2 separate regions of the Homo sapiens genome follow, and region 2 is linked to region 1. Evidence: read pairs that join two places in POLR2A ChIA-PET (ENCODE). Cell type or tissue: GM12878. All regions are shown on one strand.

Evidence for each region. ChIA-PET counts read pairs that join two places held together with the same protein. Peaks named below come from ENCODE experiments on the same cell type or tissue, not always from the same donor. Only the 100,000 strongest peaks of a DNase experiment are listed, where the experiment ranks them.
Region 2: POLR2A ChIA-PET joins it to region 1 with 6 read pairs; 4 of 35 experiments call an interaction of 5 or more read pairs at or near these places.

The regions. Positions count from the first base shown.
Region 1 is chr6:20,742,537-20,746,536 of GRCh38, forward strand. The region is part of intron 6 of CDKAL1 (CDKAL1 threonylcarbamoyladenosine tRNA methylthiotransferase); the gene reads left to right. Among named protein-coding and RNA genes, the nearest start is that of CDKAL1, 210 kb to the left of the region's middle. In GM12878, no CTCF peak of the experiment used is centred here; no DNase peak of the experiment used is centred here.
Region 2 is chr6:20,686,902-20,690,901 of GRCh38, forward strand. All of the region lies in intron 5 of CDKAL1 (CDKAL1 threonylcarbamoyladenosine tRNA methylthiotransferase), which reads left to right. Among named protein-coding and RNA genes, the nearest start is that of CDKAL1, 150 kb to the left of the region's middle. In GM12878, no CTCF peak of the experiment used is centred here; DNase peaks (open chromatin) are centred at 760, 2,000 and 2,474; H3K4me3 peaks cover 1,167 bases; H3K27ac peaks cover 1,630 bases.

The DNA of each region.
Region 1 (4,000 bases):
TGAGTTTTTTAACCATTTTAAGTGTGGCATTAGTGTTCTATTGAAGGATATAACGTACTTTACCTATTTCTTAATTATTGTATTTAAGAATTTTCTAGTTTTTAGGAAATATGCATAATACATTAATGCTCTCGCTGGTCTTTTAAATTTTTTAAATTTGAAATTAGTATATTTTGAAAAGTTTCTGAAAGTGGGGTCACACTATCATTAACATTTCAGAGGTGTAATTTAATTATATGTTTACCAGCATTACATATTATTAAAGTATAAGATTATTATTTGTTAATATCATTTTGTAGAGCATTTTTTTCTGTGGCAGGTATATTACATTTTATTTATCATCACTGACTTTTTATATATGAAAATTATGTCCACATAACTAAAAATTTTGAAAACAAATTACAAATTAGGAAACAAAATTATCTAAGTTTTACCTTTAGAGAGACCTACTTTTGAATAGAACTGTTGTATAGAATTGCTATAAAACTAGAAACCTTCTCAAATATAGTGAGTTACAGTGAAATAAAGAAATGAATTATATTTTATACAAAGAGAAAACAGTTCTGAAGTCCAAAAAGAATAGATGTTTAAATTCAGTGACTTGGGAAACTATTTTTAGCAGGAAGTTTAGAATTGTATTGCACGATTGAGTAAAGAATGCTATTCCTTCACAAAATTTCTATGATGGGAGGATGTTAATAGAGTTGGAAGGAAGAACAACTGTAACTGCATTCTTTGCTTTTATCTTCTGCTAGCCTTTATCTGTGTCACCTTACAGTACAGGAAGAATGTGTCAATTCTGTTGACCAGGCGATTAAAATAAAAAACTTCCATGAGGTGGGGATCATTGGGTGAGCAAGCTGCTTATTGTACATCTGAGTTAAAGGACTTTTATTGTACTTACCCATGTTTGAAAGTGCTCATAGCATAGGCATTTAAGAAGATATTAATAGATAAAGAGAGAAATTACTACCATCATAACATGCTGGTTTCCATCAATATAAGCCTGTAGGAATGGGGCATTTAGTTTAGTAATCAGAACAAGGCAGTGTGGTGAGAACACATGGTAAGCAATTTTTTGACCTCTGGGCCTTTTATTATCATCTGTCCCACTCTCTCCTGAAATCACCTAGTTGTGATTAATATTATTTGTGTGATGGTGCATGGAAAGAAAATAACAACATTGAAACCAGAAATAAAGCCTGCCATCCTCTGAGTCCAGATCCTCTGGCTTTGGTGGCTGTAACCTCTGCACTTCTCCCATCTTGGAGCAAAAATCTGTGCACAAACCTGTCTAATTTCTTCACAATGGAAGCGGAGAGAGAACAGATTTGAAAACATGTATGTCTTGAATAAAAAGTTTTAGCCAAAATCTTTTTCACAAGATATGAAACTATCTTAGCATGAAGTGAAGTTTAAATTTTGTATCTAGATGATGTATATTTATGAGTGACCAGTATAGAATCAGGATCTTTTTGTCTCTTTTTAGGATCTTGAAACATTTTACCTTACAGTTAAAAATTCCCTTTCTCTTTTAACAAATAGTTATAGTTAATCATCTACCTTAGAGTTTTCATGCAATGCCATTTTTATTACTGCTATTTGTTTATGTCATTTATGTTAGCTGTAGATAGTTTCATATCTTGTGAATATATCTGTTTGAATGTTTCTGTTTTTCTTTTAGGCTAATTTGTTGGCAGAAAGTTTCTTTTAGATTAGTTAACCAGAACATAGGATGTTCTCTTAACATTTGCAGTAAAAAAAGAGTAGTAGACTTCAGGCTTCAGAAAGCCTAGCTTCAAATCCTAGACCCACCATATCATTATTTATTTGGTTCAGCAAGTACTTACTGAGTGCCTACTGTGTGCTTGGTGTACTGTTCCTTGCACAGTACTATGCAAGTGCTGGGAATGCAGCAGTATATAAAATCGTCCCAGATCCCTGTCCTCACTGAGCTTACGTTCTGGTTCTTAGGGAGAGAATTCTGGTTTGAGTCCAGAACTTCTCCAGCTTCCTGGAGAATCTAGTGAGATGGGTCCCTAGACCACAGTGAGATCAATTAGTTGGGAATTTCTCTTTAAGGCTCAGATGGAAATGCCCTTGGTGTCTGCTGGTTGTGAGTTGTGTTAGGGAGAGATGAGTGAAACAATATTTATTTGCTGAGTTCTTCTTCCTAAGGTAGTGTTATTTATCAGTTATTACAGTATCCATTATTAACAGGAACAACATTTATTAGGAAGTTAGGCTCTCACTCTATTACTAGAAAGTGTGTTTATGAAATTGTGTGCTTTGTGTAGTTTTTCTGTGTTATTAACAAGGACCACATTTGAAGTTGGTCTTGGTGTTAATTCATTGGACTGATCATTGTAACTAATTATAGCTCTAGAAATTCTAAATAAACTGCAAATTAATAGACACGTTGTAAAATGTTAAGACATGCAATTCACAACGGAATATACAATTTGATATTGAAAATTTGTAAATGACAAGGCTTCCTCATGTGCCAGCTGTGAGCCCTGCAGGCAGGTGAACATTTTCTTTGGAGAGCTGAACAGAAATGTGGTTTAACACAGGTGTCCACTTATCTCAGGGACTATTAGCAGGTTGATTTGCAGTGGTTAAACATCTTTTCAGGCAGGCTGCTCTAATCTCGAAAAGTGAAACAGGATTGACTTTTGACTATTTCAAATGCGAGCACTTTAATTTTGAAAATTATGTGTACAGTTAAAGCTGCATTTGAACGGCTAAATTTGAGAATATTTCTATCGTACACCATGTTGCAAAAGGTAAACAAATTCACAAAGTGGAGCAGTGTCACAGTAACAGTGGGATCAGTATTGAGGGCAAGGCTTGAGGAACGCTCTCCTTCTCCTGTTTGCCCCTACTTCGAACATTTCTTCTTGCCATGTTCTATTTTTTTTTAACTTCCGTTGTCTAAAAGGTAGTATTGTGAGAGAATGACATGTAAATTTAAACACCCATTTATGTTTTTCCCTTCCTTGACCTGTTGGTTTCACTTTTTTTGGCATCTTCTAATCTCACCTGTATTCATATATGTTTCACCTATTGAATGATTAAAATGTAGTATATCATAGTGATTAAGAGTATGGATTCAGGAACTAGATTGCGTGGGTTCAAATTGCTGATCTCAAATTCTCGGCTAATACTAACAATAGCTGATGAGCTAAAAAAAAATCGCCAAAAAAAATCTAATAATGTTTTAAGAAAGTTTATTAGTTTGCGTTGGGCCACATTCAAAGCTGTCCTGGGCCACGTGGGGCCCAGAGGCCATGGGTTGGACAAGTCTGATGTGTAAAATTGTTTATTAATTGGTATTTTACATCTCTAATGTGTATTTGTTTTAGTTATAATATTACTCTGTGTTTAACTTTGGTATCACTTTTTAAATTATCTTTTAATTTGCAACATGTTCTGTTATTTAATAGGAGTATTCTGATGTCCCAAACACTGTTTCTGTGTGTGATTGAGCTTAGCCTGTTGAATTTTGTTTTTATTGCTGAAGGGGTTTTGTGCCTCCTTTACCCCTCCCCGCTACAGAAAGTTTAATCGGTATTTTAGTTGCATTTAAGAGGAAGAGAGGTTCCTGGTACCAATCCTCATTTTACTGGCACCCTTCTAGCCTGGCTTCATCTTTCAGTTAGTTATTTTTATCTCTAACTCAGTATTAGTCACTCACTGGTACTACCATTCAGGTGAAATATGCCTTCAGTGTTATGAGGAATGTACTGTCATGTAACTTCTGTTGAAAGGGCTATTTCTACCTTTGGGGAAGAATCTTTTTGAATGAAGAGATTAAAGATGAAAATATACTGGGAGATGAGTATTAAAGTTAAATCACACATAACATCAAATGCTGTTTTGTGTTACACAGCAAAGTTGCTCACGGGCTTGTGAGTTCAAGAAAAATCTTCTCATAGCGTTGAAACACATTAAGCTAGCTTAGTGACTGCTGTCAGCTTCCCCACATTTAAGGGATTTG
Region 2 (4,000 bases), 56 kb before region 1:
TTTTGTCAAGTGTGTCTGTCAATAGATGCAGAAAAATCTATTGCTATGATTATGTGATTTTTCTTCTTTAGCCTGTTGATGTGATGAATTACATTAATTGATTTTCAAATGTTGAACCAGCCATGCAATCAGAGGTAAATCCCAGTTAGTCATGGTGTATAATTCTTTTTATACATTGTTATATTTGATTTTCTATGGATGATTTTATATCTATGTTCATGATAAATATTGGTCAATAGTTTTCTTGTGTTGTCTTTGTGTGGTTTTGGTATTAGGATAATGCTGACCTCAGAATGAGTTAGGAAGTATTTCCTCTTGATTCTAATTTCTGAAAAAGTTATGGAAAATTGTCATAATTAAAAAAAATATGGTAACATTCACCAGTGAACCAATCTGGGCCTGGTGCTTTCTGTTTTAGAATGTTGCTAATTATTGATTCAATTTATTTAATAGATATAGGCCTATTCACATCGTCTTTTTCTTCTTACATGAGTTTTGTAGATTGTTTTTCAAGATTTGGTTCATTTCATCTGGGTTATGAAATTTGTGATTTGTTAGATCAATCAGGGATAAGAAAATTAAAAAGTTATTTTACTTTTATTCTTTTATCAATCTTTTTTTCTTTTCTTTGTTTTTCATATTTTATTTTATTTTGTTTTTTGAGGTGGGGTCTTACTCTGTCACACAGGCTGGAGTGCATGGTCACAGCTCACTGCAGCCTCGACCTCCTAGGCACGGGTGATCCTCCTGAGTAACTGGGACTGTAGGCACTCACCACCACATGCAGCTAATTTTTCTATTTTTGGTAGAGAGGGGATTTTGCCATGTTGCCCAGGCTGGTCTTGAGCTCCTGGGCTCAAGTGATCTGTCTGCCTCTGCCTACCATAGTGCTAGGATTATAGGCATGAGCCACCTTGCCCTGCTTCTTTCTCTAGATCCAAATTTCTGACCTACATCATTTTTATCCTATGTAAAGGATTTTTTTTTTTAATTTCTTGCAAGGTAGATCTACTGGCAAAAAAATCTCTCAATTTTTGTTTGTTTGAGAAAGTATTTTTCCTTCACTTTTGAAGAATGATTTTGCGGGTTACAGAATTCTATGTTGTTGTTTTTTCTTTTTTTTTATCAACACTTTATTTTACTTTACCACTCGCTTGTATGGTTTCTAGCAGAAGTAAAATGTAATTCTTATCTTTGCTTCTGTCTAGCTAAGGGTTATTCCCCCCTCACCCCCCACCTCTGGCTTCTTTCAGGTTTTTTTCTTTATCTTTGACTTTCTGTAGTTTGCATATGTCATGCATAGGTATAGTTTTTTTGGTTTTTATCCTGCTTGGCATTCACAGTCTCCTGAATCTTTTGATTGGTATGTGGCATAAAGTTAGGGAAATTTTCAGTGATTACTGCTCTGTATATTTCTGCTGTTCCTTTATCTTCTACTTCCGCTTCTAGTATTCTATCACATGTATGTTACACCTTTTGTAATCATCTCATTGTTCTTGAATATTCTGTTGAGAGGTTTCTTTCGTTTTTTTTTTGTTTTTAGTCTTTTTTCTTTGTGCTTTTCAGTTTTGTACATTTCTATTGTGATATCTTCAAGCTCAGAGAGAGTCTTTGCTCAGCCATGTCTAGTCTACTAGTAAGCTTGTCTAAGTCATTCTTCATTTCCGTTAGTGTTTTTGATTTCTCTTATATGTTTTTTGTTCTGTTTTAGAATTTCTTTTTGTCTGTTTACATTGCCCTTCTTTTCTTACATGCTGTCCATTTTTTCCATTGGCACCCATAGCATGTTAATCATTGTTGTTTTAAATTCCCAGTCTGATAATTCCCACATTCTGCCATATCTGAGTCTGGTTCTGATTCTTGCTGTCTCTTCAAATTGTCTTTGATGCTTTTAGTACACCTTGCACTTTTTTCTTGCTATCTAGACACGAAGTACTGAGAAACAGAAACTGGTATAAATAGGTCTTCAGTGATGTGGTATTAAGGTGTTGGGGGAGAGGGAGTGTTCTGTAATCCACTGATTAGGTCTCAGTCCTTTAGTAAGCCTGTGCTTACTGTGATCCTCACAAGTTCTTCTTAGTCCTCTCCCCTTCAGGAGGGACTAGAAAGCTAGACTTGGCTGGAGCTGGGCATTTGTTTTCACCCAGGTCATTTAGGCTCTGGTGACACCCCAGCAGGTTAGGCTGTAGTTAACTAGTTTTTCCTGAGAGCAGACTTTAAGAACAGAGTACTCTGGTGAGTTTCCATATAGTTTCTTTTACCTTTCCCCTACTGGAAGCATGAGGGGATTTTGCTCCAGTATTCACTGTGAGAACCAGGTCAAGCTCCTGGAGGTAAAAATTCACGCAAGTATGGGGCCCCAGTGACTGAGTCATCCTGGAGTTTTTAACTTTACTCTAAAAGTTGTCCACACTGAGCCTCCAGCAATACATAAATTACAGTTTAGATTTTCCTACCCTAACACTCGTTCCCGTGGAGGTTTGTGGTTTTCTGCTCAGGCAAATTGTGATTTTTGGTATCTGCCAGTTGGTGTCTCCAATATTAGGGGCAGTGATTTGCCTGGTGACCTCAATTCTCTTACATATCTAAAAAGAATGATTTGTTAGTTTGTTTAGTTTTTTCACTTGTTGGTAGGATGGAATAGCAACTTCCAAGCTTCTCAGATGCTGAACTGGAAACCTGAAGTCCCCACAACCATTTTTAGGGGCAAAACTGTAATGTTCATTTCATGAGTATTATATATAATTTCCACCTAGAGGTAAATGGTGTTTTTGTTATTACTGGTTGTTACTTGTTAAAGGTTTATGTTGTGGTTTTCAAAGAAATTTCATGTATCTGTGCTCTAATTTTCTTTATGGAAAAATGGACCAAAAAAATAGAGAGGTATTTAATTGCAATGAATGGGTGCCATTTACCCCTCCCTGCAAAAAGAACATTTCAGAATCATTCAGAATTGAATGATAAGAAATTCTGTTTTTATTGTATAAGGCTTATGGTGGTCTTAGTGTTACAGAATAGCTAACTTTTTGAAATTTCATTGTTTGTTAATCCATGGATTTTTAAAATCATTTTGCCTCCCAATTATGAAAAATAACTTTCACATTGTAGACCATTTGGAAAATACAATTTAAAAGTCACCTGTATCTCCTTGTGTAATGGTTACCATAGTTAACATGCTAGCATATGACTTGCCAATCTTTTTTCTGTATTGGATTCTCTTTTACTTACATGAAATTATATCGTACATATTTTTGTATCCTACTTTTTAAAAAACACATGTGTTTAATGAGGTAATTTTTTAAATGGCTATGTAATATTTCATTTTATGGATATACTATAAGTTGTATATATTTTTTGGCTGAGTACTTAGATTTTATCCAATTTTTTATTCAGTAGTATAAATGTATTATAACTGTCAAATAAATGAACATCTTTGGGTGTAAGTCTTTACCTTCTTTTTTGGTATTGCATTTTAAAAAATGTAGATCTAGTTGATGAAGGTGGAATTTTCGGTCACAGAATGAGCATTTTACGAACTCCAGACATATTTTTCAACACTGTTCTCTAGAGAAGAGATATCCATTAGCCTTACTACCGCAGTGTGTGAGAATGAGGGAGACACACCCCTGCCACTTGTGCTTTTAGTATTTCCAATTTTAGTTTTGCTAATTTAATGGAGATTGGGATGACAGCTCATTGTTTTAATATATTTTCTTTGATTATAAACAAAATAGAATTTTTTTTATATTTTTTTGATTATTTACTATTTATATTGTCTTTATTATAGACTTCATGTTTTTCACGTATACTTATATGAGTTTCTTGTATATTAAGAATTAGCTATAAGGGAACTGTGGAAGTCAAGACTACTTTACCATGTTCATAAAAACTGATAAAAAATGAATATAACTTTCAGATCTTGAGAGCGGATTTTACAGATGTCATGTGAGTTCATTGAGTAATATTCTTATGTACCACTACTGACTGCTTGGGACTTTAT